2 separate regions of the Homo sapiens genome follow, and region 2 is linked to region 1. The links are chromatin loops, found by intact Hi-C in ENCODE. Cell type or tissue: endothelial cell of umbilical vein. All regions are shown on one strand. Links, peaks and the distances in the headings refer to the core of each region. The heading gives the core; the rest is flanking DNA. Region 1 overlaps LOC105370577 (a long non-coding RNA gene). Region 2 overlaps LINC02288 (long intergenic non-protein coding RNA 2288).

The links. Peaks named below come from ENCODE experiments on the same cell type or tissue, not always from the same donor. Only the 100,000 strongest peaks of a DNase experiment are listed, where the experiment ranks them.
Region 2: it touches region 1 in a loop (2.4-fold over the local background); 6 of 110 quality-filtered maps call a loop at or near these places.

What each region holds. Positions count from the first base shown.
Region 1 is chr14:76,701,972-76,717,160 of GRCh38, reverse strand. It overlaps LOC105370577 (a long non-coding RNA gene), which reads left to right. Exons shown (of 2, transcript XR_007064273.1): 2 at 6,346-6,731. Among named protein-coding and RNA genes, the nearest start is that of VASH1, 52 kb to the left of the region's middle. In endothelial cell of umbilical vein, for the core only: a CTCF peak has its summit at 6,880 (motif pointing left); a DNase peak (open chromatin) is centred at 6,810.
Region 2 is chr14:77,047,365-77,062,553 of GRCh38, reverse strand. LINC02288 (long intergenic non-protein coding RNA 2288) reads right to left here. Exons shown (of 4, transcript NR_110554.1): 2 at 2,826-3,016. Among named protein-coding and RNA genes, the nearest start is that of LINC02288, 14 kb to the right of the region's middle. RefSeq lists a silencer at 9,104-9,153 and an enhancer at 8,965-9,528. In endothelial cell of umbilical vein, for the core only: a CTCF peak has its summit at 9,106 (motif pointing right); a DNase peak (open chromatin) is centred at 9,143; H3K27ac peaks cover 444 bases.

The DNA.
Region 1 (15,189 bases), core at 5,822-8,321:
TCAATAGCTTCTCTCTTGAGTTGGGGTAACTGCTCCCCGACTTGCCCTTTTATGCCTAAGGGAGCCTAGCTCCTAGTATCCCATGTGGCTCTTTCTCTCATTTCTTATTCCCAATGAGCATGTGTTGCTTTCCTAAAGGCATTTCCATAACATTATACTTTTAAAGTCAACTGTGTGTGAGTATAAATGCTATTGGACATCAGGGGAGAACTCGGAAAAAAAAAATGTTCATTTTTATTGATAAACTTTTTAACTAAGGCAATTTTCAAAGAAAGCTAAAATCATGACATTCCTACAAACATAAAATGGACATGTTAAAATTGTATTTAGTGCATCATTAATGAAGGCTGGTAAGATGTGACAACCGGTTCAAATGAGAAGTCAAAAGAGGCACAAATTTATATGGAGAAAAGCAATGTTGAAGTGTATTTACGAATAGAAGGAAATATATTTACGAATAGAAGGAAACATATTTCAAATAGAAGGAAACTGGCTTTCCTTTGGAAAATAGGAAGTAAATTGAACCACCTCGGGACAGAATGTATTTGCATGCCTGCAAACAGGAATTATTTACATTGCTATCAGTTATCTACAATTTACAGATTTGAAAAATAGCTCAAAGGCAATGAATGGCCCAGAGACCCTAAAGCATCGCACTCAGATAACCTGGAAGGGTATGCTCTAAAGGATACACAGTTTCCCAATGAAGCACACATTTTTTCCTACGTGACATTTATTAAGCAGTTAATACTTGCAGGCAGTGATCCAATCCATGGGGACTGATAGTCTGCTTGGAGATTTAAGACACAAAAGAGCTGAGCCGTCTCCCTCCAGCAGTCTGATTAGTGGAGTGTTTATTATACTTCCTCTCAGTGACATAAAGATACTCCAAATTGAGTTCCATCATCAAGCTTTCCTCTTGAGAAAAACAAAAGTTTCCACTGCTTTCAAAAGTTTGAAAGCCACCAACCCATGTCCAGCAGGTTCATTTTATAGAAGAGAAAATGAAGGCTCAGAGAGGAAATGTGGTCTGCCCTGGGGCGCGCAGCTTGTTAACTCATGTCTGGTCGGAAGATGGGCTTTCAGGGCCGAGAAGGTGCTCCTTTTTGGCATTATTAGGTGACAGAAAGAGCTCCTGGAAGGGAGGATTTAGGAAGCAGGCTGTGACAGATGGTTTTCATCTCCTGTGCTCTGGGAAATCGCTACCACCCTCTAATTGGATGTTGGGAGCTTCAAGCAAACTGGCAATCTACATTGTATCATTGTTCCGTATCCCTAATTATCCCTTGGGATTTGGCTTAAGTGCAGCTTAGAGGATGTTCATTAATAGTGTCGACAGGGACACTCAGCATTTGTAAAATTCTTTACAATAATTGAAGACCTAGCATTGTTCTGGTGTGGTAAGGAAGCATGTTTGCTCCCAGCCGAAAGATGACTTAAGCTAAGAGGGTGGAGACTGGCTGACTTGGGAGTTGTTTTTCTAACGTCCAGGTCTGAACTCACAGTTCTACAATCCTTGTTTTCACCGGCTCAAGGAAGCTCCTTGATGAATTACATGAGTTCAGCTTACTAATGGGCTTACTTCACCAGAGTCAGAGTGATCTGTCCTTGGCATTTCATAACCCACTTCAGTTTCCTATCTCTTGGCCACCGTATTGTCAAAAACCTCATATTCCTGTGGCCATGACCAGTTCCAAAAGAAGCTTTGTCTCCACAGACAGATCGTGGTTCCATCTGGGCCTACCACCAAAAGCCTTGTGATTCCAGATGGAAAAATCCCCACACCCCCCCCCGTTTCCAAAGCAGCCCCCCATCTCGATTGTTTTATCTACAGTCAGCAGCACGAATCCTCCACAATCAGAGTCTCTCCGGGGGTGGAAAGAGTGGCTAATGGGGGATACAGCTCATCTTCAAACCCTGTGCCATGTGAATGGAAAAAAAAAATGCACACATCTGGCTGGGTTAGATAAAGAGGAGGGCTGGGGCAAAGAAGCCGGGAGTGGTGGTGGGGGCTTCCCTCTATCAAAGAAAACATTAAGAAAAAGGCTGCTTTTATTGCAGAGGAAAATTAAAACTTTACATTGTGACTGGAGCTGTTCAACCATCTACATTTGGCTGGGCACGATGGCTCACGCCTGTAATCCCAGCACTTTGGGAGGTCGAGGCGGACGGATCACCTGAGGTCAGGAGTTTGAGACCAACCTGGCCAACATGGTGCAACCCCATCTCTACTAAAAGTCCAAAAATTAGCTGGTCATGGTGGCAGGCGCCTGTAATCCCAGCTACTCAGGAGGCTGAGGCAGGAGAATCGCTTGAACCCGGGAAGTGGAGGTTGCAGTAGCCAAGATCGTGCCATTGCACTCCAGCCTGGGCAACAAGAGCGAGACTGTCTCAAAAAAAAAAAAAAAAAAATCTACATTTTTGTTGTTGTTGTTTTCAAAAGATATCCTTGAGGAACCCCAAGTATTTGGCTGGAATCCTTTGGTGACAGCCAGTTTCCTTCCAGGAGGTTGGAACAGAGCTGCATGTGTGTACATGTGTTTGGGGGGATACAAGGAATTGAGTGGTTTTCTTTCAATCATAGCCTCACCCTCCTGCCATTTGAGGAAGACGGAGGGAGAAGGACAGGATGGGAGGAGATAATTTCTGAAAAAAATTTTTTTTTTTTTTTGAGTTTCACTCTTGTTGCCCAGGCTGGAGTGCAATGGCGTGATCTTGGCTCACTGGAACCTCTGCCTCCCGGGTTCAAGCGATTCTCCTGCCTCAGCCTCCCAAGTAGCTGGAATTACAGGTGTGCACCACCACGCCTGGCTAATTTTTGTATTATTAGTAGAGACGGAGTTTCACCATGTTGGCCAGGCTGGTCTTGAACTTCTGACCTCAGGTGATCCACCCACCTCAGCCTCCCAAAGTGCTGGGATTACAGGCGTGAGCCACCATGCCTGGCCTGATGATTTCTGAATTTGAGGAATGAAATTTCAGCTGCCAAAGAGCACCTGGAGATGTGTTTCCTCCTCCCACACCCTCTTTCTCTCCCCACAGCCCCTACTTACCCCAGTCCCCAGAACCGCCTCCCCTGGAGGCATCTGGGACATCATTCTCACTACTCATTTCCTCCTTCCTCAGCTACAGGGGAGGCCAGCTTTCTGGTCTTCTGTTGCCCATATTGGACTTTATTTGGTGCTCCAAAGGGAGGTAGAAATTGCAAAGGACTCCCCTGCCCTTGCATATTCTGTAGATTCCCATCGCATGCTTCAAATAAGCCGTGTCCATTCTTCCCCCAGAGCCTTGCCTCTGTACCACCCCAGCTTCCCCCACTTCCTTTTTGCTGAGAACTTTCTCTGTATTCATGAAAGTTCTCCCTAATAGCCTGAATAAAATAATCTCCTTAATTATCCGGGGCATTTCTTTCACCCTGTACTGCCCACACCAGGAGTCTGAAATAGAACCATAAGCACCTTCAGCGTTAAGACAGGGAATTACCTTAAGTGGTTTCAGGAAAGATGTGAGCAGGAGCTACTTAATGGGGTGAAGGTGAGGCTGCCTTGAAGATGAACCCTCCTTTTGGGCAGTGTTTCACTTCAAAACCTCAGAAGCGGTGACCCTAAGGAGATTTTTATTAACACACCTACGAAGCAAACATAAACCCCCCTCTGTGTGCGTGTGTGCACGGATGTGTGCTGGGGGGCAGTGCAGGAGAGGAGGGGGTGCTGGAGAATCTCCAGGTGAAGGGGGATGCAGTTTTGTTCCCATTACAAAGACCCCTTGTCAGCCCGCTGGCCAGGCTGAAAGCGCCGGCCACTTCCCATTCAATGCCAGCTCTCCTAAGTGGGCCGGGTGGCTGTGGCCTCGGTTAGGGCGGTTGTATATTTGCACAGATCTGCCATTTGTCATGTTCCCAGAGGTCTTCAGGACAATGACTTTTGTGGGGGTATGCTGGAGGAAGGTAGCTTTTCAAAATTGGGAACCTTTTCGGCTTGCTAAACGGAAAAGGACAATGGCCTCTTTGTCCCTAGTGTAAGACAGCTGTGGGGAGCCCTAGGAACCCACCAATGGTAACTTTAAAATGCTGCCTTAAAGGTATTGAACAAGTCTGGGTGTGATGGCTCATGCCTGTAATCCCAGCACTTTGGGAGCCCGAGGCGGGAGGATCACTTTAGCCCAGGAGTTCAAGATCAGCCTGGGCAACATGGTGAGACCCCATCTCTACAAAAAATATAAAAAGTAGCCAGGTGTGGTGGTGCACACCGTAATCCCAGCTACTCAGGAGGCTGAGGTGGGAGGATCACTTGAGACTAGGAGGTTGAAGCTGCAGTGAGCTGGTGATTGCACCAGTGTACTCCAGCCTGGGTGACAGAGAGACACCCTGTCTCAAAAAAAAAAAAAAAAAGAGAAAATAAAATTAAAAAAAAAAGATAACAAAATAATAATAGCCACTAGTTTAAAGAAAAACACTACCCATAATTGTGACATTGAAATACAGTATAGTAACTGATTAATGTTTCCATTTTTATATATTAGGTTCCAATCTCACATTTTACAATTGGGGTAGTGCCAATTTATGTCTTTTCACTTAACATTATGCCATATAATCATTTTCTTTTCTTTTCTTTTCTTTTTTTTTTGAGGCAGAGTTTCGCTTTCGTTGCCCAGGCTGGAGTGCAATGGCTTGATCTCGGCTCACCGCAACCTGCACCACCACGCCTGGCTACTTTTTATATTTTTTGTAGAGATGGGGTCTCACCATGTTGCCCAGGCTGATCTTGAACTCCTGGGCTAAAGTGATCCTCCCGCCTCGGGCTCCCAAAGTGCTGGGATTACAGGCATGAGCCATCACACCCGGACTTGTTCAATACCTTTAAGGCAGCATTTTAAATTTACCATTGGTGGGTTCCTAGGGCTCCCCCCAGCTCTCTTACACTAGGGACAAAGAGGCCATTGTCCTTTTCTGTTCAGCCTCCTGGGTTCAAGTGATTCTCTTGCCTCAGCCTCCCGAGTAGCTGGGATTACAAGCATGGGCCACCACGCCCGGCTAATTTTTTTGTATTTTTAGTGGAGATGGGGTTTCTCCACGTTGGTCAGGCTGGTCTCGAATTCCCGACCTCAAGTGATTCACCCACCTTGGCCTCCCAAAGTGCTGAGATTACAAGCATGAGCCACCGTGCCCGGCCCCTAATCATTTTCTTATAATACTATAATATCTAATTCTATTGGGTCAATGGAGCATATTTATTATGGTTGAACCTTTCCTCTGGTGTTAGACATTGTCTTTTAGTCTCTTTTTTCTTTGCTATTGTAGATAATGCTGAAATTAACATCTTTGGATATACAATTCTCTGCTTCTGAAGAATGAAAAGATAAATAACAGAGCTAAGAAAGGGACTGATGAAACTTACAACAGCAGGTCTCAAATTTTTGGTCTCAGGACCCCTTTATGCTCTTAAAAATGATTGACAGCCTCCAAGAGCTTTTGTTCATGTGAGACATTTTTATATTTGCCTTGCTATATTAGAAATTATAGCTGGGAAAATTCAAATATTTATTAATACATGTAACAATAACTGTAAAAATCCATTGCATGTTAACATAAATTACACATTTTTACCAACAATAGCTATATTTTCTAAAACAAAGACATTTGCAGAGTGGTGTTGTTTTATATTTTTGCAAATCTTTTAAATGTTTGGTCTACAGATTCTCATATCTCCTTCATTCCATCTCTTGTGATTTTTTTTTTTTTGAGATGGAGTCTTGCTTTGTCACCCAGGCTAGAGTGCGATGGCGCAATCTCGGCTCACTGCAACCTCTGCCCCCCGGATTCAAGCGATTCTCCTGCCTCAGCCTCCTGAGTAGCTGGGATTACAGGCGCCTGCCACCAAGCCCAGCTACTTTTTGTATTTTTAGTAGAGACAAGGTTTCACTGTATTGGTCAGGCTAGTCTCGAACTCCTGATCTCAGGTGATCCTCCCACCTCAGCCTCCCAAACTGCTGGGATTACAGGTGTGAGCCACCACGCCTCGCTGACATGTTGTTTTAACTGAAGTCTATGAAAAAAACCTGTCCTTGAATAGATACATAATCGGAGAAGGGAGAGGGTACGCTTAGGGGTCCGACCACACTTTGAGAACCCATGTCCTGCAACATTCCTCGTGCTCTACAGGACACTTCTCTTGTATTACTTTTTGCACTTACAGATTTAGATGATAGAGTGAATCCAACGTCCCCTTTTTTTGAAATCAAGGTCCCAAGAAGCAAGTCCCTTGGCTAAAGTCACCCAGCTGGTTGTAGGGACTCCACTTTACTTCCTTACAACCAACTCGGATGTCTCATTTGTCCTTTTACCAGGCTTTGGTAAGGCTGTGAGAGCACAGAGCTGAATTAGGGATCTTGGACTTCAAGTTACTGACTAGCCCCAGCACTCGCCAAGCTCACAAAGAAGACAGAAACGAGGTAAACATCCAACCATGTTTATGGAAGAGTTCATCTCTCTGTCAGCATTACGTACATGCAGAAAGGTGTAAAAAATCATAACAGCGCTGTTTGCATTTTTCAGAAACGGAACACACCTATATTATGTCTCTTTTTAAGGAGGTTTTTGGGTGGCTTTTGTTTAGAGGCAGAGTAGAATAATAGAAAAACAACCTGGGGTTTACCTTTAGGACTCTCTCTCTCTCTCTTCTGTAAATGTAAGGTTCGGCAAAAAAATTCATTAAACTTTTGTCCACCTTTAACATTCTATGAGTTTTAATGTGTTTGGAAGCTTTGGAAGATTGGATTGCTAGAGTACTGGTCAGGATCATTTCTGTATTTAATAAAATTGGGAGAGCTAGCGAATAAAGCAGGAAGCCTGCCATCTAGTGGCAAATGTGTACATTGCTCTTTTGCTTGGACTCGGGCTGAGTTTTCAGAACCAGAGTCCTTTTCTTCTGGCCCCCACCTTCCTTAATTACAGGGGTTTTAATTGCGCCACAGTTAGACAATACTTAATTGTCTTAGCTACATTGTAATGAGTGAAGGGAATACACTTGTGATTTGGCTGAACGCAGGAGAGAGAGGCCCCTTGCATTCATAGTTAATTGCTTCAAAACTCTGCCTGCGGCTTTGCCATGCCCTCATTCGCACTTTGGGCTAAAATTATAAGGATCCATTAGATACTGTCTCTGCCTCCAGACTTCAGGCTGCAGGGAGGGGGACGCCAGCTGGAGTTTTTTTCTGACAGCTTATTTATTTATTTTTCAGATGGAGTCTCACTCTGTCGCACAGGCTGGAGTGCGACCCTGCAACCTCCGCTCACTGCAACCTCCACCTCCCGGGTTCAAGCGATTCTCCTGCCTCAGCCTCCCGAGTAGCTGGGACTACAGGCGTGCGCCATCACGCCCAGCTAATTTTTGTATTTTTAGTAGAGATGGGGTTTCGCGATGTTGGCCAGGCTGGTCTTGAGCTCCTGACCTCAGGTGATCTGCCCACCTCGGCCTCCCAAAGTGCAGGGATTACAGGCGTGAGCCACCGCACCAAGGGGGATTGGTGGAGCTCTCCCTGCAGCCCACTGATTCTTGGGTGTTTACTGGTGAGATGGGCAGAGGCTCTGGACATGGAGTGGGGCAGGGAGGGGAAGCAGCATCGTGGGCTGGGCTTCGATGGAAGAAGTGGCAGGGTGGCCGGGCACAGTGGCTCACGCCTGTAATCCCAGCGCTTTGGGAGGCCAAGGTGGGCAGATCACCTGAGGTCAGGAGTTCGAGACCAGCCTGGCCAACATGGTGAAACCTTGTCTCTACTAAAAATACAAAAACTAGCCAGACATGGTGGCATGCGCCTGTAGTCCCAGCTACTTGGGAGGCTGTGGCAGGAAAATTGCTTGAACCCAGGAGATGGAGGTTGCAGTGAGTTGAGATCGTGCCACTGCACTCCAGTCTGGGCGACAGAGCAAGACTCCATCTCAAAAAAAAAAAAAAAAAAGAAGAAAAAAAGCAGTGGCAGGGTGGTCTGGAGGCACCGCTGGAGGCGAGTGTGTACGGCGACAGGGGAACCAATGTGGCATTCTGAGGGCTCTTCAAAGTCGCATCCCTTTCATGGTTCCCCACCCAGAGCCTCGTGGTGGTGAATCAGGGAGAGAGAAAAATATCAATAGACAGTCTAGTCCTGGCTGGCAAAGTGTACGGGAAACTGCACAACATGACAGAGGCTTTGGCAGGGGACGCATAAGAGTGGTAGCACCCAGCCTTGAGCCAAGTGGTAGCACCCAACCTTGAGCCCAGGAACCAGTGTACAATGTTATGTGCCCAGGCAAAACTCCTTCTTGAAAAACAAGAATAAAAGGCACCTACAGCTTAGGGGAATAAAATAGAAATTGGTGGATTATAAAATATAAAAGGCTGATAATTACTGGTTTGTTAACTGATTATTAATTTAAAATAATTGGCTGGGCACTGTGGTTCATGCCTGTAATCCTAGCACTTTCGGAGGCCAAAGTGGGTAGATCACCTGAGGCCAGGAGTTCATGACCAGCTTGGCCAACTTGGTGAAACCCCGTCTGTACTAAAAATACAAAAAAATTAGCCAGGCGTGGTGGCATGTGCCTGTAATCCCAGCTACTCAGGAGGCTGAGGCAGGAGAATCACTTGAACCCAGGAGGCAGAGCGCTTGTGAGCCAAGATCGCACCACTGCACTCCAGCCTGGGCAACAGAGCGAGACTTGGTCTCAAATAAAATAGAATAAAAAGTAATTATCGAACATTTCCCAGAGGCCAGGCCCTGTGCTGGGTGCTGGGGCTAAAGGTGGTAGGAACACAGTCCCTACCCTGGTGGAATTTACAGTCTAGCGATGAAGACATTGAACAAGTAATTATACAGCCGTGCATTGCATAGCAATGTTTTGGTCAACCACAGCCTGCAGATACAACAGTGGTCTCATAAGATTGCAGTGGAGCTGAATTACATAGCCTAGTGAGGTCATAGCTGTGGCAACGTCATAGCTCAATGCATTACTCACAGGTTTGCGGTCATGCTGATGTAAACTAACCTACTGCGCTGCCAGGCTTATAAACGTCTAGCACATACAATTACATACAGTGCATAATATACTTAATAACAAATGACTATATGACTCCTTTGTGTATTTACTATACTATACTTTTCATTGTCATTTTAGAATGTATTTCTTCTACTTACAAAATAAAAAAGTTAACTGTAAAATGGCCTTAGGCAGGTCCTTCAGGAGGTATTCCAGAAGTCACTGTTATCATAGGAGGACAGCTCCATGTGTGTTATTGCCCCTGAAGACAGTGGGACAAGATGTGGAGGTAGAAGACAGTGATACTGGTGATCCTGACCCTAACGTGTGTAATGTGTGTGTTCGTGTCTTCATTCTAAGAAAACGTTTTGTACAGATGTACAGTGTGTTTGAGTTTAAGCTAAGTGTTATTTCAAGAGTCAAAAAGTTAAAAAAATAAAAAAAGTTTATATGGTAAAAAAAGTTACAGTAAGCTGGGTTGATTATTTTGAGATAGAGTTTCGCTCTTTTGCCCAGGCTGAAGTGAAGTGGTGTGATCTCGGCTCACTGCAACCTCCGCCCCCGGGTTCAAGTGATTCTCCTGCCTCAGCCTCCCAGGTAGCTGGGATTATAGGCATCTGCCACCATGCCTGGCTAATTTTTGTATTTTTAGTAGAGATGGGGTTTCACCATGTTGGCCAGGCTGGTCTCGAACTCCTGACCTCAGGTGATCCCCCCGCTTCAGCCTCCCAAAGTGCTAGGATTACAGGCGTGAGCCACCGCGCCTGGCAGAGGTTAATTTATTATTGAAGAAAGAAAAATGTTTCTAAAAACAGATTTAGTGTAGCCTAAGTGTACGGTGCTTATGAAGTTTTCAGGAGTCATGTCTTAGGCCTTCGCATTCACCCACCACTCACTCACAGACTCACCCAGAGCAACTTCCAGGCCCGCAAGCTCCCTTTGAGAGGTGACAACGGTACTAGCAGCCCTCACTCGCTCTCGGTGCCTCCTCAGCCTCGGGGCGCTTGAGGAGCCCGTCACTCACCGTTGCACTGTGGGAGCCCCTCTTTGGGCTTGGCTGAGGCCGGAGCCGGCACCCTTTGCTTGCCAGGAGGTGTGGAGGGAGAGGCGTGGGGGGGGGAACCGGGGCTGCATGCGGCGCTGGCGGGCCAGCCCGAGTTCCGGGTAGGCGTGGGCTTGGAGGGCCCTGCACTGGGAGCGGCCGGCTGGTGCCGCCTGCGCGGGGCAGTGAGGGGCTTAGCACCAGGGCTAGCAGCTGCGGAGGGTGCGCTGCGTTCCCCAGCAGTGCCGGCTTGCCGGCACCGCGCTCAAATTCTCACTGGGCCTCAGCTGATTCACTAGGTGAAACCAGCTGGGCTCCTGAGTCTAGTGGGGACTTGAAGAATCTTTATGTCTAGCTAAGGGATTGTAAATACACAAATTAGCACTCTGTATCTAGCTCAAGGTTTGTAAACACACCAATCAGCACCTTGTGTCTAGCTCAGGGTTTATGAATGCACCAATCAGGCGCTGTGTCTAGCTAATCTTGGGACTTGGAGAATCTTTATGTCTAGCTAAGGGATTGTGAATGCACCAATCAGCACTCAGTATCTAGCTCAGGGTTTGTAAATACACCAATGGACACTCTGTATCTAGCTAATCTATTGGAGACGTGGAGAACTTTTCTGTCTAGCTCAGGGATGGTAAACCCACCAATCAGCACCCTGTCAAAATGGACCAATCAGCTGTCTGTAAAACAGACTAATCAGCTCTCTGTAAAATGGACCAATCAGCAGGATGTGGGTGGGCCAGATAAGAGAATAAAAGCAGGCTGCCTGAGGCAGCAGTGGCAACTGGCTCTGCTCGCTTTTCATTCTGTGGGAGCTTTGTTCTTTTGCTTTTTGCAATAAATCTTGCTACTGCTTAGTTTTTGGGTTCACACTGCATTTGTGAGCTATAACACTCACCGTAAAGGTCTGCAGCTTCTCTCCTGAAGCCAGGGAGACCACTAACCCACCAGCAGGAAAGAACAACTCCGGACCCGCCGCCTTAAGAGCTGTTAACACTCACCGCGAAGGTCTGCAGCTTCACTCCTGAGCCAACGAGACCATGATCCCACCAGAAGAAAGAAACTCTGAACACATCTGAACATCAGAAGGAACAAACTCCGGACACGCCGCCTGTAAGAACTCTTAACACTCACCGCGAGGGTCCGCGGCTTCATTCTTGAAGTCAGTGAGACCAAGAACCCACCAATTCCGGACATACCTTCATAGTAAGTGCCCTATACAGATGAACCATTTTTTCTCTTTTATACTGTTTTTATTGTACTTGTCCTATGTTTAGATATGTTTAGATACACAAATGCCTACAGTATTCAGTACAGTAACATGCTGCACAGGTTTGCAGCCTAGGAGCAAAAGGACCGTATAGCCGAGGTGTGTTGTAGGCACTAGGTTTGTGTAAGTGCACTCCATGATGCTCACACGATGACAAAATTGCTTAACGTATTTCTCAGAACATGAAGTGATACATGACTATGTCATATACACATCAAGTGATACATGACTATGTCATACACATCAAGTGATACATGACTATGTCATATACATCTAGGGAGTCAGTGACACTGGTGATCCATGTGAGTTAGCAGGGAAGATGTGTGTGTGTGTGTACCCATCCACATATGGTTGGGTGTTCCAGGCAGAAATAAAAGCAGGTGCATAGTGCTGAGACAGCAGGAGCAGGGTGTATCCAGGGAACGAAAGAGGACCAGTTAGTTCTTCTGAGAGGGAGGGAGAGCGGATGAGATGAAGCTGGAGGGTCAGGAAGGGGCCAGTTCACAGCGTTGTATAACCTGCATCCTAGAAGGGTGGGAGGCAAGAAGAGGTACACGATCAGATTTGCATTTTGAGGCCGGGCGCAGTGTTCACACCTGTAATCCCAGCACTTTGGGAGGCTGAGCCAGGCAGATCACTTGAGGTCAGGAGTTCGAGACCAGCCTGGCCAACATGGCAAAACCCCATGTCTACTAAAAATATAAAAATTAGCCAGGCATGGTGGCGGCTGCCTGTAGTCACAGCTACTTGGGAGGCTGAGGCAGGAGAATCACTTGAACCCGGGAGATGGAGGTTGTAGTGAGCCGAGATCTTGCCGCTTCATTCCAGCCTGGGCAACAGAGTGAGACTCTGTCTCCAAAAAAAAAAAAAAAAAAAAAAAAAAGATTTGCATTTTGAAATCTCACTCTGGCGGCAGTGTGCTGGACAGACTGCACAAGGGACAAGGAGGGGCCAGAGGAGACAAGGGGAAGCCAGTTAGGAGAGTGCTGAAATAACTCCAGGGCAAGGTGGTGGCAGCCAGAGAGAAGTGACAAAGGAGTAGAGAGGCTGGGCACGGTGGCTCCCGCCCGTAATCCCAGCACTTTGGGAGGCTGAGGGGGGAGGATCACTTGATGCCAGGAGTTCGAGACTGGTGTGGGCAACACAGAGCTATCCCGATCTCTACAAAAAGTAAATAAACAAAAAATTAGTTGAGCATGGTGGTGCCTGTAGTCCCAGCTACTTGTTTTTTGTTTGTTTTTCTGAGACAGTGTCTTGCTTTTTCGCTTTGTCGCCTCAGGCTGGAGGGCAGTGGTGCAATCTCAGCTCACTGCAACCTCCGCCTCTCAAGCTCAAGCAAGTCTCCCGCCTCAGCTTCCCGAGTAGCTGAGATTACAGACCTGCGCCACCATGCCTGGCTAATTGTTTGTATTTTTAGTAGAGACGGGGTTTCACCATGTTAGTCAAGCTGATCTGAATTCCTGACCTCAAGTGATCCGCCCTTCTCGGCCTCCCAAAGTGCTGGGATTACAGGCACGAGCCATGGTGCCCAGCCAGTCCCAGCTACGTGGGAGGCTGAGGCAGAAGGATTGCTTGAGCCTGGGAGATGTTCAAAGCTGCAGTGAGCTGTGATGGTGCCTCTGCACTGCAGCCTGGGTGACAGAGCAAGACCTTGTCTCTTAAAAATAAAAAAAAAAAATGAAAAAGAAGAAAGAAAGAAAAAAAAGAAAGGAGGGAGGAAAAAGAAAAGAAAGGAAAAGAAAAAGAGAAAAGGGAAGCAAAGGAAAGAAAAGAAAGAGTGGAGAGAGCCTGGGGTTTTCAAGCCCGCCTAGTGACCCCATCTCCAGGGTATCTGCAGGCTCCTGGAATGAGGGGCTGTGATTGTCAGGACCTTGGTAAATGCCTGTGCATGGTGGCTAAAGGAGACAGGCTCCTTTGGTTCTGAGCAGTGCCTGAGAGAATCATTCTTTTAATATAAAGAATAAGACAAGTTTGCCTGTTATCACTGCTAATGTTGAACATTTTTTGGAAGTCCTTACGAATGAAATAAGAAAAGAAATGAAATAATCTGTATGAGTATTACCAAAGAAGGAAAAATCATATTTTCTTTTTCTGGTCTGGTAGAATTGAAAACCCAGTCTAATAGCAAATTAGTAGAATTAATAACGATTAAAATTAATAATAGAATTTTGTAAAGTGGCTATGTGTAAGATAAATGTACAAAAATCAATAGCTTTTTTCTATACTAACAAATGGAGAGACATTCCATATTCATGGATGAAATGACATAAAAATATAAACTCTTCTAAAGTTAACATATAAATGTAATACCCTTCCAATCAGAATCCCAACGTGTATGTGTTTTCGTGTGCTTAAATCAGGATGCAATGATTTTAATTTGGGAGGCCAAGGTGGGCAGATCACACGAGGTCAGGAGTTTGAGGCCAGCCTGACTAACATGGTGAAACCCTGTCTCTACTAATAATACAAAAATTAGCCAGGTGTGGTGGTAGGTGCCTATAACCCCAGCTACTCAGGAGGCTGAGGCAGGAGAATCACTTGAACCCGGGAGGCGGAGGTTGCAGTGAGCCAAGATCGCACCACTGCACTCCAGCTTGGGCAACAGAGCGAGACTGTGTCTCAAAAAATAAATTAAAAAAATATTTTAAGCACTCATCTTGTTGATTAGGTTGTTTAGATTTTGACATATATGCTTAATTTTTGTCCATTTGACCTGTCTCCTACTGAGAATGGTGCGTTTAATTCTCCCTATAGGTATTTTTCTCTATTTTTCGTTGCTTTCCCTCTAGCATCTGCTTTATATAAGTGTAATGTGTACTATCTCCACCGAAGGACAACCACTATCTTGACTTCTCATCTTGCACATTAATGATTTGCATGTTTTGTCTTTAAATAAATGGAATCACATAGCATGTATGCTTTTTGGTTCTGACTTATTTTATTCAGCGTAATTTTTGTAAGACTCATTCATATTGTTGCATGTAGTTATAGATTGTTCATTCTCAGTGCTGTATTGAATCCCGTTGTGTTTATATGCTACAATTTATTTATCCCATCTACTGTTGATGGACTTGTGGGTAGTTTTGAGTGGTGTGCTATTACAGAGCTGCTACGGGAATTCTTGTGTGTATCCTTTGGTGCATATTTGTATGCATGTCTCCTGGGCATTAACCTAGGAGTGGAGTTGCTGGGTTGCAGGTGGCAATCAACTTTTGATGTCTCACTCTTAAATATGAACAGACAGCCAAGGTCACCCAGCATTTGAGGAATGCCCTCTGCGTAAAATAAAGACACAAGCAAACACACACTCAGCAAACAAACCAACAAATATGAGTGTGCTTAGTCCCAAGGAGCCTCACCCTTTCCCTCGCCTGATACTCCTGTTACCTTCCTCACATGTCGCTATAAGAATAAACATCGTAGTGGCTCCAGTCACCATAGCTGGACTCATAGATTGGATGGGATGTACAGTTGGGTCATCAGACAGGTTTGTCTCATTTCTCCACTTTTGAACCAGACGCTGGCATACTTTTCCTTTTTGGCCTTGGTGTCATACATGGAGACTTTTCTCAGCTTTGGTACACACTGTCCTGGTTACATCCATTACACCACATGCCACGAAGGCAGTGCTGGCTGCAGAGCCAAATGGGCGGTTTCCCAGAGGAGGGACAACTGGGAGGTGGACTTGTTGGTTTTGGCCAAGATGATGTTACTTCTGGCTTCTCCAGTTGGATGTATGACCTAGAGGCCTGATTCATCAAGAGAGAAGTCCAAATCTTGCTAGGAGGAAGAAGTATAGGGAAAATCATGGTTATAAGCTGCATTTGGCTATAGGCTAGTTTGGACCTTGTTGGAGGTAAT
Region 2 (15,189 bases), core at 8,137-10,636, 340 kb before region 1:
TGAGTCTGGGGGGCTGTTTGGTTGTCACCAATTTTGATGTATTTCTGGGCTAACATGTCCAGCAAGCAGGTGTGACCACACCCAGCCTGTTCAGGCTTAGCCAAAGAACTAGCAGCCAGTCCTTCCTGTGCAATGAGCCCAGCTCCAGCAGCTCACGTTGACTCCACCCAACCAGCTCTCTCAGCGGGTGATACCTGCCTTCTGCTGCGCAGGGTCTTTAATGCAATGTGTCTGTTTCAGGGTTGCCTCCTGAGGAGGGTAGAAGCCACCTCTAGCAACCCTCTGCTCAGCAGATAATGTCCCTTGCTAGCACCGATCCAAGGGGAAACAGGACCCACAGGCCCTTTGCAAAGGCTTCTTGAGGATAAGGAGGTGTTTCCCTCTGGGGTTCCTCTCTCGGCATTGAGGACTAAGGCATTTTCACAGCAACAGAATTCACTGTCTGACTAGTGCTTCCTGGAAGTCAAAACATGGTCAAGATCAGGTGACCAGGGGCCTCTAGAAGCCTTTGTCATAGTCATCTCCATGCTTTTACGTAACTTGGCCAGCCTGGACACACAGGTGACCTGCTACTCCTTGAGGGTTCTTAGGGCAGAGGAACCTCTGGCCAGGCCTCCTGGTGACTGGAAATGATGCGTGCTGAACTGCTGAGCATGCCTGCAAGGCCAGTGTAAACCACCATCCAGCCCCACCCCCACTCCCGCCCCACCTGCAGGCCCCCCTTGGGTACTCTAATGTGCCTGCGCCTGCCCACCTCGGGGCCTTTGTTACACAAAGACTTGCAAGCAGTGGTTCTGAAACTCGAACATGCATCGGAAGCCCCTGGTACGCTCATTCACGGATTCTGGGCCTCTTCCGCAGAGTTCCCAATTCAGTGGGTCTGGGGTGGGGCCTGACAGTTTGCCTTTCTTACAAATTTCTTTGCTGAAGTGGCTCACACCTGTAATCCCAGCACTTTGGGAAGCTGAAGCAGGAGAATTGCTTGAGCCCAGGAGTTTCAGACCAGCCTGGAAAACATGACAACACCTGTCTCTACAAAAAATAAAAAAATTAGGCCAGGCGTGGTGGCTCACACCAGTAATCCCAGCACTTTGGGAGGCTGAGGTGGGTGGATCACCTGAGGTCAGAAGTTCAAGACCAGCCTGGTCAACATGGTGAAACCCCGTCTCTACTAAATATACAAAAATTAGCCGGGTGTGGTGGCTGGAGCCTGTAGTGCCAGCTACTCAGGAGGCTGAGGCAGGAGAATTGCTTGAACCCGGGAGGCAGAGGTTGCAGTGAGCCGAGATCATGCCATTGTGCCCTAGCCTGGGGCAACAAGAGTGAAACTTCGTTCCAAAAAAAAAAAAAAAAAAAATTAGCTGGGTGTGGTGGTGTGCACCTGTAGTCCCAACTACTTGGGAGGTGGGAGGATCACTTGAGCCCAGGAGGTTGCAGTGAGCTATGTTTGCACCACTGCACTCCAACCTGGAAAACAAAGTGAGACCCTGTCTCTAAAAAAAAAAAATTTAAACCAGATTCCTTGGTGATTCTTATGCTGCTAGGCCAGGGGCCACATTATGAGAACCACCAGTATAAGCTATTTCTTCATTTGTCACTTCCTCGGGGAACCCTTCCTTGACCTCACCAAACAGATGAGGTTCTCGTACTAGGTGCTTTCATGGGATCCAATACTTCTCCTTCATGTCACTTATCACATTTTGCATTTACTATAAATTTATAAAAATGTTAAATTGATGTCAGTCTCCCTCTTAAGCCTATGTCTGTTTTACATACCTTTGTCTCCCTGGTACCTAGTATGGCGCCTTGTACATAGTAGATGCTCAACAAATCACTGCTGTATGAATGAATGAATGAGTGAGTGAATGAGTGAATACATGCAAAAGACATTCAGAGGCTTTCCTATGGTCACTATCAGCTCAGGCAACCCTGAGCACTAGGAGAGCATGGCTACTGGAACCAGATTCTCTGGGTTCAAATCCAGTTGGTTATTACTAGCTGTGTGACCTTGAATTGGCTACTTAATCTCTCCACGTGTCACCATTCTTGTCTGCAAAATGGTAATGTTACTAGTACCTGTGAGTAGTTCATAGGGTTGTACGAGGATTAAATGAGCTAATTTGTCTAGAGGGCTTCCTTTTCTGCCTACCACATGTGAAATACTATCCAAGGTGATGGCTTAATTGTTACCAAAGTGCCTGGCACGGAGGCCCCGCTTGCTTTATTTTAATAAGACCCTGGGCCAGGAACGGTGGATCACACCTGTAAGCCCAGTATTTTGGGAGACTGAGGCAGGTGGATCACCTGAGGTGAGGAGTTTGAGACTAGCCTGGCCAACATGGAGAAACCCCGTCTCTACTAAAAATACAAAAATTAGCTGGGCGTGGTGGTGCATGCCTGTAGTCCCAGCTACTTGGGAGGCTGAGGGAGGAGAATTGCATGAATGCAGGAGGCGGAAGTTGCAGTGAGCCGAGATCGCGCCACTGCACTCCAGCCTGGGCGAAAGAGCAAGGGTCTGTCTCAAAACAAAACAAAACGAAACAAAACAAAAAAACAAAGGCTCTGTCTAGGGATCAGCTTCTGGAGCATTTCCTCTGGTCGACTTGGGCAAGACCTAGACACAAGGAAGTAGCCCAGATTTGGGTTTGGATGAACTTTCCCAGAGTGCTCCATCCCCACCTACCAGGCCTCCATGATGGTCACACACAGTGCATGTTGGGCGGTGGAGGGCCTGGCTCCCGCTCCTCCAGCTGCTCCCCACGTGGATGGAGCTGGTGTTTCTGGCCTTCCCTTACCACCACCGGCCTGGTTTGGAGCTGACTCACCGCCAGGAGGGGGTGGTGATTAGTATGCAGGGCGAGTACTGGGAGGAAAGCTGTCTCCACGCAACAACTCTTGATGTGTTTCTCTGATTAATGTGGCAGAGAGAACATTGCAGCTTTTTCCTGAATGGTCGCCACGTGGAGCCGGAGTCATTAGCATTGTGTCTCCTGCTTGCCATGACCCGCTGACCAACCTAAGTAGATAAAAATGAAAATGGCCAAGACAGCTGCAAGGCTCAGAAACAAACTGCCTGGTGGCTTTGCAGCCATGGGAGAGTCTTTTATGTGGAAGGTTTCTGGAACAGCCCTGCCTTCTCCATCCTTTCACACGCCTCCAAAGCCATCCCTAAAGTTTTTGCTTCTGTATCTGCTGGTTCCTAGGGAGGTCAGAATTCCTTTCTCAGGAGTGGAGCCCAAGTGGGGGCACCTGTATTAAAACCTCCCCCAAGGGTGTGTGCTCCAAGCCAAAAGAGTGTGGGAGGAGGGGACAGGGGCTTTAGGGGGAGGGATCAGATTGGGCAAAGGACAGGAGATAAGGGAGCCAGGACAAGGAGGGGTCTGTGATGGATCAACCAGGCTAGGGCAAAAGAGGGCACGAGAAGACCTGAACTGAGAGCAACAGGGAGTTCGTTGTGCAGGCTGGACAGGAGGATAGATTGGGGGCCCAGTCTGGAAGTGGGGAGAACCATGAGGAAGCCGTTTTCATAATCCAGCAGGGAGTACACCTGCACATTCCTCAGTACGCTTCCTCCCCACCCCGGGGAGCTCTGTGCATCTATGTGCAATCTCTGGAGGCTAAAAGCTTGTGTTGCTCAAGGAAACTGACACAACCAGTGGCGACCTGACAGCTTCCCGAGGATAGGAGTGATGGTCGGGGTGCTCCTTCTATAGCTCTGCTTCCTCCTGGGCTCTTTGGGCTTGGACCCGTGTGGCCATGTTGCCCTGAATTATTGCTTTTGGATGTTTTTTTTTTTTCTAATTTGCCATATTCCTTCTCTGGTTCTCAGTTTCCCCATCCATGCAATGAGGGTGGGTCAATGGTGCCTGAGCTTGCTGGGAAGCAGGATAAGACACAAAGGCAGCACCAGACATCAGGAAGCTAGAGTTCAAGCCGGCACCACTCCCCCGCATTGTGCCTCTGCCACCGACCCCACACCACCATCCCCACTCTATTTGGGTGGTGGTCTTCAAGACAGCCCCACGGCTTCCCCTTGCCAGAAAGCAGGCTTCTGCATTTGGCCTGAGCTGGAAGGGAATGAGCAATGGTGCTAATTGTGAAGCCGACAGGAGAGGCTGGGGGTAGGCAGCCGAGAGAGAAATCATCTTGTGATACGCCAATTACTGATCAGCTGGGACATAATTGCGGGCCTGCCATCCCGGCTGCTGGAGGTACCAGGCCTCCCTCACGTTAATCAATGATAATCCAGAATTACGACCCTTAATGATTTGCAAAGACACTTATGCACACACGCACACATGCTCTCATACGAACACAAGTAATTGATAATCAACCATGTAATCTGAGGCAATAATTCTGTCTGGGATAGATGACAGGCTCCACCTTGTCAGCAGAACAGAGCCCAAATCACAGCAGACCCCTGCAATGGGTGGAAGATTCTCCGGGGGAGGGGGCTTCTTTCCTCCTCCAGTGTAGGTATTGAAGGGACCTCCGATTGTCTCTAGGCCGTGGTATATGGTGGTTTTTGTTTCCTATTTTTATTTATCTATATTTTCTGAATTTTGTACGTTATTATTAGCAGCATTTAAAAACATCATTGGCCAGGCATGGTGGCTCATGCCTGTAATCCCAACACTTTGGGAGGCTGAGGTGGGCAGATCACGTGAGTCCAGGAGTTTGAGATCAGCCTGGGCAATAGAGTGAAACACCATCTCTACAAAAAATTAGCCAGACATGGTGGCACATGCCTGTGGTCCCGGCTACTCATGAGGCTGAGGTGGGAGGATCACTTGAGCCCAAAAGGAGGAGGATGCAGTGAGCCATGATCACAGCACTGCACTCCAGCCCGGGCAAGGAAGTGAGACCCTGTCTCCATAAAAGATAATAAAAAATAAAATGCATATATACTGAAGTAAAAATTATATAACTACTACATGCACAAAAAGACATCTACAAGGATTTCAAGACAGCATTTTAGTAATAGCCAAAAACTGAAAACAACCTAAAGGTTCGTCAAGAGGGAAATGGTTAATGGTGTTCCATTTCTACCATAGAATACTATGCAAGAGTTAAAAAGAATGAGGCTGGCCGGGCGCGGTGGCTCATGCCTGTAATCCCAGCACTTTGGGAGGCCGAGGAGGGCGGATCACGAGGTCAGGAGATCAAGACCATCCTGGCTAACACGGTGAAACCCCGTCTCTACTAAAAATACAAAAATTAGCCGGGCGTGGTGGCATGCACCTGTAGTCCCAGCTGCTGGGGAGGCTAAGGCAGAAGAATGGCGTGAACCCGGGAGGCGGAGATTGCAGTGGGCAGAGATCGCGCCACTGCACTCCAGCCTGGGTGACAGAGCAAGACTCTGTCTCCAAAAAAAAAAAACAAGAATGAGGCAGACCTTCGTGTACTGAGAAAGGGCACAGAGTGCAAGAGGGCCATTCTCTGGGTCACAGAGGATCCTGCTTGCCTCACCCTGCTCCTGACCCTGCCAGGATATATGGATAGGTGAAAGAAGCAAGTCAAAGAACAACAAAGCCTGGGCAACATAGGGAGACCCCATCTCTACTAAATAAATAAATACATAAATAAGCCTGGTGCTATGGAGCACACCTGTGGTCTCAGCTACTCGGGCTGAGGCAGGAGGACTGTGTAAGCCCAGGAGATCGAAGCCGCAGTGAGCTGTCATCGTGCCACTGCGCTCCAGCCTGGGCAACAGAGTGAGACCCTGTCTCACAAAAAATTAAATTAAATTAAAAACAAAAATAAAGGCCGGGCATGGTGGCTCACGCCTGTAATCCCAGCACTTTGGGAGGCTGAGGGAGGTGGATCACCTGAGGTGGAGAGTTTGAGACCAGCCTGGCCAACATGGTAAAATCCTATCTCTACTAAAACTATAAAAATTAGCTGGGTGTGGTGGCGGGCACCTGTAATCCCAGCTACTCGGGAGGCTGAGGCAGGAAAATCACTTGAACCCAGGAGGCGGATGTTGCAGTGAGCCAAGATCGTGCCACTGCACTCCAGCCTAGGTGATAAAGCAAGATTCTGTCTCAAAAAAACAAAACAAACAAATAAAAACATCATTGCCATTGCTATATTGGATTGGGCAAAGGATGGGAGAAGAGGGAGCCAGAGCAAGGAGTGCTTGTGATGGAGCAGCCAGGCTGCAAAACATCATTGCCATTGAATCTGGGCTGATCTGGTGTCTTGCTTGGGGCAGTAGAAGTGGTGGAAGTGACACTGTCCCAACTTCAGGGCTAGTCCCTAAGTCTGGCAGCTTCTGCTTTCATTCCCTTGGATGAAATATAATTCCCAGCTGCCATGTAATTAATCCAGTTGACCTGAAACCACCATGCTGACCACGTGGAGAGGCCATGCAGAGGAGCGCTGAGGTGCCAGGCCTGTAAGTGACGCCTTCTTGGCCCTTCCCTCCCAGTCCAGCTGCCAGCTGAATGCAGCTGAGTGACCCCAGCTGACACCACATGGAGCAGAAGAACCACCCAGCCAAGCCCTGCCCAAATTCCTGACTCACAAAATCATGAGAAATAATAAATTGCTGTTTTAAGCCACTAATTTTTATTTACTTTTTCCTTTTTTATTTTTTATTTATTTATTTTTTTTTGAGATGGAGTCTTGCTCTGTCTTCCAGGCTAGAGTGCAGTGGCGCAATCTTGGCTCACTGCAACCTCCACTTCCCAGGTTCAAGTGATTTTCCTACCTCAGCCCCAAGAAGCTGGGACTAGAGGCCCTGCCACCACATCTGGCTAATTTTTGTATTTTTAGTAGAGATGGGGTTTCACCATATTAGCCAGGCTGGTCTTGAACTCCTGACCTCAGGTGATCCGCCCGCCTCGGCCTCCCAAAGTGCTGGGATTGTAGGCGTGAGCCACTGTGCCTGGCCTTAAGCCACTAATTTTTGAAAGTCAATTGTTATGATCTTGTTCTGATACACACAAGATCAGGAAGCGTGACAGGCCTCAATTTCCTGATCTGTAAAATGAGAGTTAAATGAGATCATGCATCTAAAACCCCATGCCTGGGGCCTGGCACCTTGCCTGTGCTTCACTGAGAATCTATGATTCTCAGCCAAACAATGCCACGATTCTGTACCCATGCTCTGCCCTGACTGAGTGATGGCCACGCAGACCGTGTTGTTCCAGGTCCTCAGATGAACAGCCATCATTCTCCTCTAATGGAAATGGCCTGTCACCATGGCAGCACCCTGGCTAAGAGCAGTGGCTTCTAAACCAGATAAGCATGGATGTAAGCCCTTCTCTGTCGGTTTCTAGCTTTGTGACCTTAGGCAAGTTATTGACTGTCTCTGAGTCTTGGTTTCTTCACCTGAAAAGAGAAGAAGTCAGCCAACCTCCCTCTCCAGGAAATCTACCCTGATTAGCCTCTCCCCACCATATTTCTCTAAATAGAGCTTTGTCATGGCTTGTTTACAAGACAGGTATTAGTTTCAAAACTTTAAGAAAAGGGATGAAATTAACTATATTGGTTGGAAAAGGGGATTGGGGGACCCCTGACCATAATTTATTAATAATAGAGCCCAACACCTCCTGCCTCTTCCCATCGCCTCTCTCCTTGTTCCCACTAGGACAGCCTCTCTGACCATGCTTCAGTATCTTTGAGTTTGCCATTTCTTCTGCCTGGAACCCTCTTCTACCAAATAGCTTCATAGCTCACTCTCTCATCTCCTTTTGGTCTTTATTTAAATGTTACTTTTTCAATGAGACGTTCCCTGACCACCCCATTTAAAATCCCCCACTCATTTTGGGGCACCCTCTTTTTTGCTTTAGTTTTCTCCATAACACATATTACCCTCAAACATCATGTTTATGTTACTTGCTTATTTACTTTTCTATCCCAGACTCCCCCCTGCCCCCCCCACACAAATGTATGCTCCAGTGGGGCAGGATTTTGTGTTTGTGTTTGTCTATTTTGTTTACTAATATTGCCCTAGTACCTGGCTATAGCTCAAAGTTTGCTATATGAGTGTGTACAAAAGCACACGCACCCATACATATCCTGAGCGTGGGGTGAAACTGTGGACATCTTGAAAGAATAAGCTGGACCCGACTTGGGTTGTGTGTTGATAGGGGTGTTAAAGCATTCCTCCAGCATCAACTGGCTTCCAATCCTCACCTTTGCTGTGTGTGTGTGTGTGTGTGTGTGTGTGTGTGTGTGTGTGTGTGTAATGAAGGCCATGGGGAGTAGAAAATTGGATGTTAATAAAAAGTCATCAAGAACATATTTCCTATCCTCTTCTAGCCCTTAAAGCCCTACCAACCATGAAGGATTTGCCCAGTGGTCTGGGGGAGAACAGGAATCCGGGCAGGCGATGGTTCCTACCAGGTTGGCACTGAGGCTAACCAGTCCAATTAATTTAAGGAGAAATACCCATGTGTCACCTGGAGAGAAAGTTGCAGGGTAACTGCACGATCCTCCCACATCCACTCTGATGACCTCTCATTAGAGGTTAGGGCTCTATCATTGCCCTGGAGCAGAATGGCTTGGGGCGGGGGTCTTCCGGGGTTCCTGGTAGATGGAGAGCCTGGGGAGATTGGCATGACAGGGTCCCTTCAGAATGAACCAAATGAATGACAGCCCAGGCTCAAAGGGATGAGGTTTCCTTTGAGAAGAGATGGCTGTTGGTGGTGACTGTTAGTTCCTACTAATGACAGCGACCTTGAAATCCATACCCAGGGTCTCTACCCTCTGGTTTGAGGGGAAGGAGTAGAGAAGTCTTCCATGCTACAGATGAGAACCTGAAGCTCTGAGGGATTATGTTCTCTGTCTAAGATTACCGCAAGTCCACGATGCCAGGACCTTTGTTCATTGCTATATCCCGATGCAGAACCATTTCTGTTGAATGAATGAACATTCAAGCAGATATTGATAGTCTCTGGGCTTGAACCCATGCGTGGTCGACACCAAAACTAGTTGGCTCCAAAAACCTAGCTTATCTTTCACTCATTTTGCATCCCTCCCAAAGCCTGGCGGGGTACCTGACACCTGGGGGGTGATCTGTGAATATTGGGTCAATTGACCCGGCAGCAGCAGGTGGTGCTAACACGAACCACCTGAAGACCCCCAGCGGACAGGCGGGACCTCTGCTCGCAGCCAGCAGGGGGCGCGCACACATTGTTTTCCAGTGGGCTCACCTCCCCAGGCCCCCTTTGCAATCCTGTCCCGACGAGTGGTGTATTAGACAGAAAGGGCCCTCCCTCAACCAGCCTGTTTTATGTCAGGAGGCTTCAAATTATGCGGTCTTCCCCAGCAGGCAGCCCTCTGGGACGTGTGGCTCCTACACCAGGCGCTGTGCTAGGCCCTTGACACGCATTATCTCATTTCATCATCTGAGGTACTGATATCAATTTTACAAATGAGACTACTAAAGTGCTATTTTTACCCATTTTACAAATGAGAATACTGAGGCTTGGGGTTGTTCAGGGACTCGTACCCCTCTACCCTTGAGGCCTCGCCTCTTTGGGGTGGTGGGACCCTAACAAGTCCTGGCAGAGGCCTGAGCTTCTGGAGAGGGCCAGATGGGAAAGACCACTTCTCAGAAGAGGAATGGCTCCTGCCCGGGTTCTTCTCCAGTTCCTGCCTCCTCATGGTTTGTCACTGTTTCCCAGAGCTCTGGGCAGACACCTTGGGCAGGCCTGCCAGCTCCATGCTGTGCCACAGGGCAGCCAGGGACACTCCCTCCTGGTGTCAATTCCAGACACCTGGCACACACTGGGGAGTGTCCTGGGTGGTGTTGGTGGTGGTGGGAGGAGAGAAGGCTTCCTAGCATGTCACAGTAGGGCCAACTAGCCCACCCTCTTTGCCATTTTACATGCAAGGAAACTGGCCCAAAGGGGAGGCCCCTGGCCCAGGGGCTTGTCACGGCAGAGCCAGGGCTGGAACCCAGCTCTCTGGATTGCCAGTCTTTCTTCAGGCGCTAGCAGATCATGTTCTCTGAGGCCTGGAATTGCCTCCTTCCTCACATCCACCTCTCTCCCCACCCCTGCCATGTGCCATGAGCAATCCTGCCCATGCTGCCCTAGGCCCGGCTCCCTGCCCCTCTTCCGGGGAGCCTTTGCCATCCTGAGTTAGAACCACTTGTTCTCTTTAGTCTGTAGCAAGTGTGTCTGTCTGTTCCTGGGTGACTCGCCCCATCTCCGCAGCTGATCTCTGAAACAAGTGCCAAGGGGTAGGACAGTACAATGGACGAGGCACTGGGCTTGACTTTGAACCTGAGTGGGCCTCCAACTTGCTGTGTGACTGAGGGAGGTCATTTCACCTCTCTGGGCTTCTATATCCCCCCCTGGTCTGGGTCAGGGTTGTTTGGATGTTATCCATGGAGTCTCTGACTCAAGGCAGAGTGGACAGGACCCTATCCCTGCCCTAGATTAAACTGCAGCAGTCTTTTTTTCTTTCTTAAATACTTGGGCTTTGGAGTTCTGAGGCACCCAAGTTTAAAGGCCATTCTGAGGTCCTTTCTACTCTGATCTTGCTCTCGGTATCTCTCACCCCACCCCACCATTAGCCAGGAGGAATATGGCATCTTACATAAAGTATTCTCAATAAAGATTTGGTGAACAGACTTGAGCGTCAGTGGCCAGGCGCGGTGACTTATGCCTGTAATCCCAGCACTTTGGGAGGCTGAGGTGGGTGGATCACCTGAGGTCGGGAGTTTGAGACCAGCCTGGCCAACATGGTGAAACCCCGTCTCTACTAAAATTATAAAATTAGCCGGGCGTGGTGGTGCATGCCTGTAGTCCCAGCTACTTGGGAGGCTGAGGCAGGAGAATCACTTGAACCCGGGAGGCAGAGGTTGCAGTGAGATGAGATCACGCCACTTCACTCCAGCCTGGGCGAAAGAGCGAAACTCTGTTGCCAAAAAAAAAAAAAAAAAAAAAAAAGAATTGAGCATCGAAGCAGGGCTGTGCTGAACCCAGCTCAACAGGGGAGGGGCAAGCAGGAAAGGAGACCCTGGAACAAGCTTCTAAGGTGAAGGCGGCCTTTGAGAAGGCAGCTGAGGCTGCCTTGAGTTTGTGGCTTCTGCTCCCCATCTCTTCCACGTTCCTTCCTGACTCGTCCCTGAAGTGAGCCACCGCCTCTCCCACGCCCTGCTGTGGGTGCCACAATGTCCTTGCACAAACCCTGCCCTGTCCCCTGCTGCCAGGGCCGCCCACACAGCTGGACGGACATGAGTCTGGCAGACACTGGTGTGGCTGAGCTCTCCTGGAACGAGGTTCGAAAGGGCTGTGGGGCTGGCAGGGAGCAACACTCCATGGCCTGGTCAGCTGGCCAAAAGCCAGGCAGCCCCCAGAGGCAGCCCCACCCGAGCTGGAGAGGTCTGCTGGGCTTCTCTGGGTCTCTCAGGGAGGACGGACTTGGTGTGCTTTTGGCAAGTCAAAGGCCCTGCTTTACGTTGTGTGGGTATGATGGTTCTGCTTTCAAATCTTGGCTCCTCCTGGAGCTACAAATTATACGCTAAAGTCTGGGCTCAGTGGTTCATTCCTGTAATCCCAGCACTTTGGGAGGATGAGGAGGGTGGATCACTTGAGGCCAGGAGTTCGAGACCAGCCTGGCCAACATAGCAAAATCTCGTCTCTACTAAAAATACAAAAATTAGCCGGATGGTGTCACACGCCTGTAATCCCAGATACTTGGGAGTCTGAGGCACAACATCGCTTGAGCCTGGGAGGTGGAAGTTGCAGTGAGCAGAGATCGTGCCACTACACTCCAGCCTGAGTGACAGAGCAAGACTCTGTCTCAAAAAAAAAAAAAAAAAAAAAAAAGTACACTCTTGCCTTTATCCTGTAGCAGGGCTTCCATGCCCCAGGGTAATTAAGGACCACCCTAATTGTACAAGCGTGGCCACTTACAATTAGAAAAGCCTGTATATGCAATGTCTAATTCTGAGCCGGGTAAGAAAAGGCATTAGAAGTAAAAAGGAGAACCATTGTTACAGCCCCAAGAAGTTCCATTAGGACATTTACTAACATAATGTTTGAATTTCATCGTCATTGTCATCTTCATCGTTCTAGCACCCACCCACTTCTGAACTGCTCTAACCTTTATTACCATCTGCCATGTTCTCTGGACCACTCTTCATAGTCATTCGTGCATTCATCCCAGAACATCTCAGCAGGAGAGTCTTCAATCTTTGAGAACCTACTATGTGCCAGACCCTGTCAGGCACTTTTTCAATTTTTTTTTTTTTTTTTTTAGACAGAGTTTTCCTCTTGTTGCCCAGGCTGGAGTGCAATGGCGTGGTCTCTGCTCACTGCAACCTCTGCCTCCCAGGTTCAAGTGATTCTCCTGCCTCAGCCTCCCAAGTAGCTGGGATTACTGGTGCCCATCAGCATGCCCAGCTAATTTTTATATTTTTAGTAGAGACGGGGTTTCACCATGTTGGCCAGGCTGGCCTAGAACTCCCGACCTCAGGTGATCCACCCGCCTCAGCCTCCCAAAGTGCTGGGATTATAGGCATGAGCTACCTCGCCTGGCCAATTTTACTTTATTTAGTCATCACAGCAACCCTGCGAAGTTGATTGTTAGGATGCTTTTGGCTGCAAGTCACAGAAACCTTGGTTCCACTGGATCGAGCCAGGGGTCCCTCACTGAACAATGAAGGAATTGATGGAAATAGTCCAGATGTGGGTGGCTCCAGGGCAGAGTAATCCAGCTGCTGAACTGTGCCACCAGACTAATGTTCTTTCCACATTTCCTTCCATTCTATCATCTCTCTTTTTTTTTTTTTTTTTTTTTTTTTTTTTTGAGACGGAGTCTCGCTCTGTTGCCTACGTTGGAGTGCAGTAGCGCGATCTCCGCTCACTGCAAGCTCCGCCTTCCGGGTTCACGCCATTCTCCTGCCTCGGCCTCAGCTGGGACTACAGGGGCCCGCCACCATGCCCGGCTAATTTTTTGTATTTTTAGTAGAGACGGGGTTTCACCATGTTAGCCAGGATGGTCTCGATATCCTGACCTCGTGATCTGCCCACCTCGGCCTCCCAAAGTGCTGGGATTACAGGCGTGAGCCACCGCACCCGGCCTCCATTCTATCATCTTTAGTGTGTTGACTTAGTTCTCTGAATGGCTGCCTTCATCATAGCAAGATGGCTGCTGTAGCCCCAGCCATCATCACTGCAGACACACATACAGCTACAGAAAGACAATTGTTTGGCTGGGCGCGGTGGCTCATGCCTGTAATCCCACCATTTTGGGAGGCCGAGGTGGGTGGATTACCTGAGGTCGGGAATTCGAGACCAGCCTGGCCAACATGGTAAAACCCTGTCTCTACTAAAAATACAAAAATTAGCTGGGCATGGTGGCAGGCGCCTGTAATCCCAGCTACTTGGGAGGCTGAGGCAGAAGAATCGCTTGAGCCCCAGAGGTGGAGGTTGCAGTGAGCTGAGATCCCGCCACTTCACTCCAGCCTGGGTGACAGAGTGAGACTGTGTCTCAAAAAAAAAAAAAAAAAAAAAAAAAAAAAAAGAAAGAAAGACAATTGTTTCTCTCTCTCTCATGTTTTAAGATTGAGAAAATATGGCCAGGCGCGGTGGCTCACGCCTGTAATCCCAGCACTTTGGGAGGCCGAAGCGGGCGGATCACGAGGTCAGCAGATCGAGACCATCCTGGCTAACACGGCGAAACACCGTCTCTACTAAAAATACAAAAAATTAGCCGGGCGTGGTGGCGGGCGCCTGTCGTCCCAGCTACTCGGGAGGCTGAGGCAGGAGAACCGCGTGAACCCGGGAGGCAGTGCTTGCAGTGAGCGGAGATCGCGCCACTGCACTCCAGCCTGGGCGGCAGAGCAAGACTCCGTCTCAAAAAAAAAAAAAAAGAAAAAAAAAAAAAGATTGAGAAAATATGAAAATATTTCCTAAAACAAGCCCCCAACTCCCATGTCTTATTCACCAGAACTCGGTCACAGATCCATCCCCAAAGTGTTAGCAAGGGGGATGGGATGCTAAGATTAGCTCAGACTAATTGGGATTTCCCCCCAAGGCACGTGGAACTGAGGGGTGTGGGACTCCTGAAACAAATTCAGGGCACTAAGGAAGAAAGCAGGAGTGACTACTTTTTAGCAATCAACAGTGTCTGCCTCATGGGTAATTAATGTTATCTTCATTTTACAGGTGGGAAAACTGAGGCTGAGATAAAGTAATGACTTAATGGCACAGTAAGAGACCAAGTTACGATTTCAACCCAGAAATACTTGATTCCAAAGCCCCAACTCTACTGCATGATATACTAAGCACTATTATATCTCTACTTCTGAGTAGAATGCTCCAAGATTTTGCTGGGACAGGAAGGGTATAAATAGTACATACATACATACACTTCCATATTATTTTGGTGACAATAAAATTACGTCATAAAAATGTATATTTAGGCATGTTTAATTGACTAGCCTTTATTTAGGGGCTTCTAGAGGCATTCGGGATAGAATGGCCCCAGCATTGAACTTCATTGAGTCCCCAGTGAGGCAGTGTGAACAGATAACTACAACTTTTTTTTTTTTTTTTTTTTTGAGACAGAATCTCACTCTTTCTCCCAGGCTGGGGTGAAATAGTGCGATCTCAGCTCACTGCAACCTCCGCCCCGGGGTTCAAGCGATTCTCCTGCCTCTGCCTCCCGAGTAGCTGGAATTACAGGCGCCCCACACCCGGCTAATTTTTGTATTTTTAGTAGAGACGGGGTTTCACCATGTCGGCCAGGCTGGTCTCGAACTCTTGACCTCAGGTGATCCATCTGCCTCAGCCTCCCAAAGTGCTAGGATTACAGGCGTGAGCCACCACGCCCAGCCAACTACAACTCTTTGTGATAAATGCAGATTGCAATTGAAGCACAGAGCTGGGAAATGCCAGAGACTATTTTCACAGGAAAGGTAAAAACTGAGCTGGGTTTTGAAGGATGCATAGAAGTTTGCTCAAAAAACAAGAGGGAGAAAACATTCTTTGTAGGTAGAGAAAAGAGCCCCGTAAAGGCACGGGGCTTCAAAGTTCATATTGTGTTTAAGGAACAAGAGGAATTCAATGTGGTTAGAAATTAAGAAAAAGGAAGAGGCAAAAAGAGGAATTGGAGGCAATTTCCCAGAGGCCTTGTGTTCCAAGCTAAGGAGTTTGTCTTGATCCTGTAAGGCGCCTGGAAAATTTTTATTTATTTATTTTTATTTTTTATTTTTTTGAGATG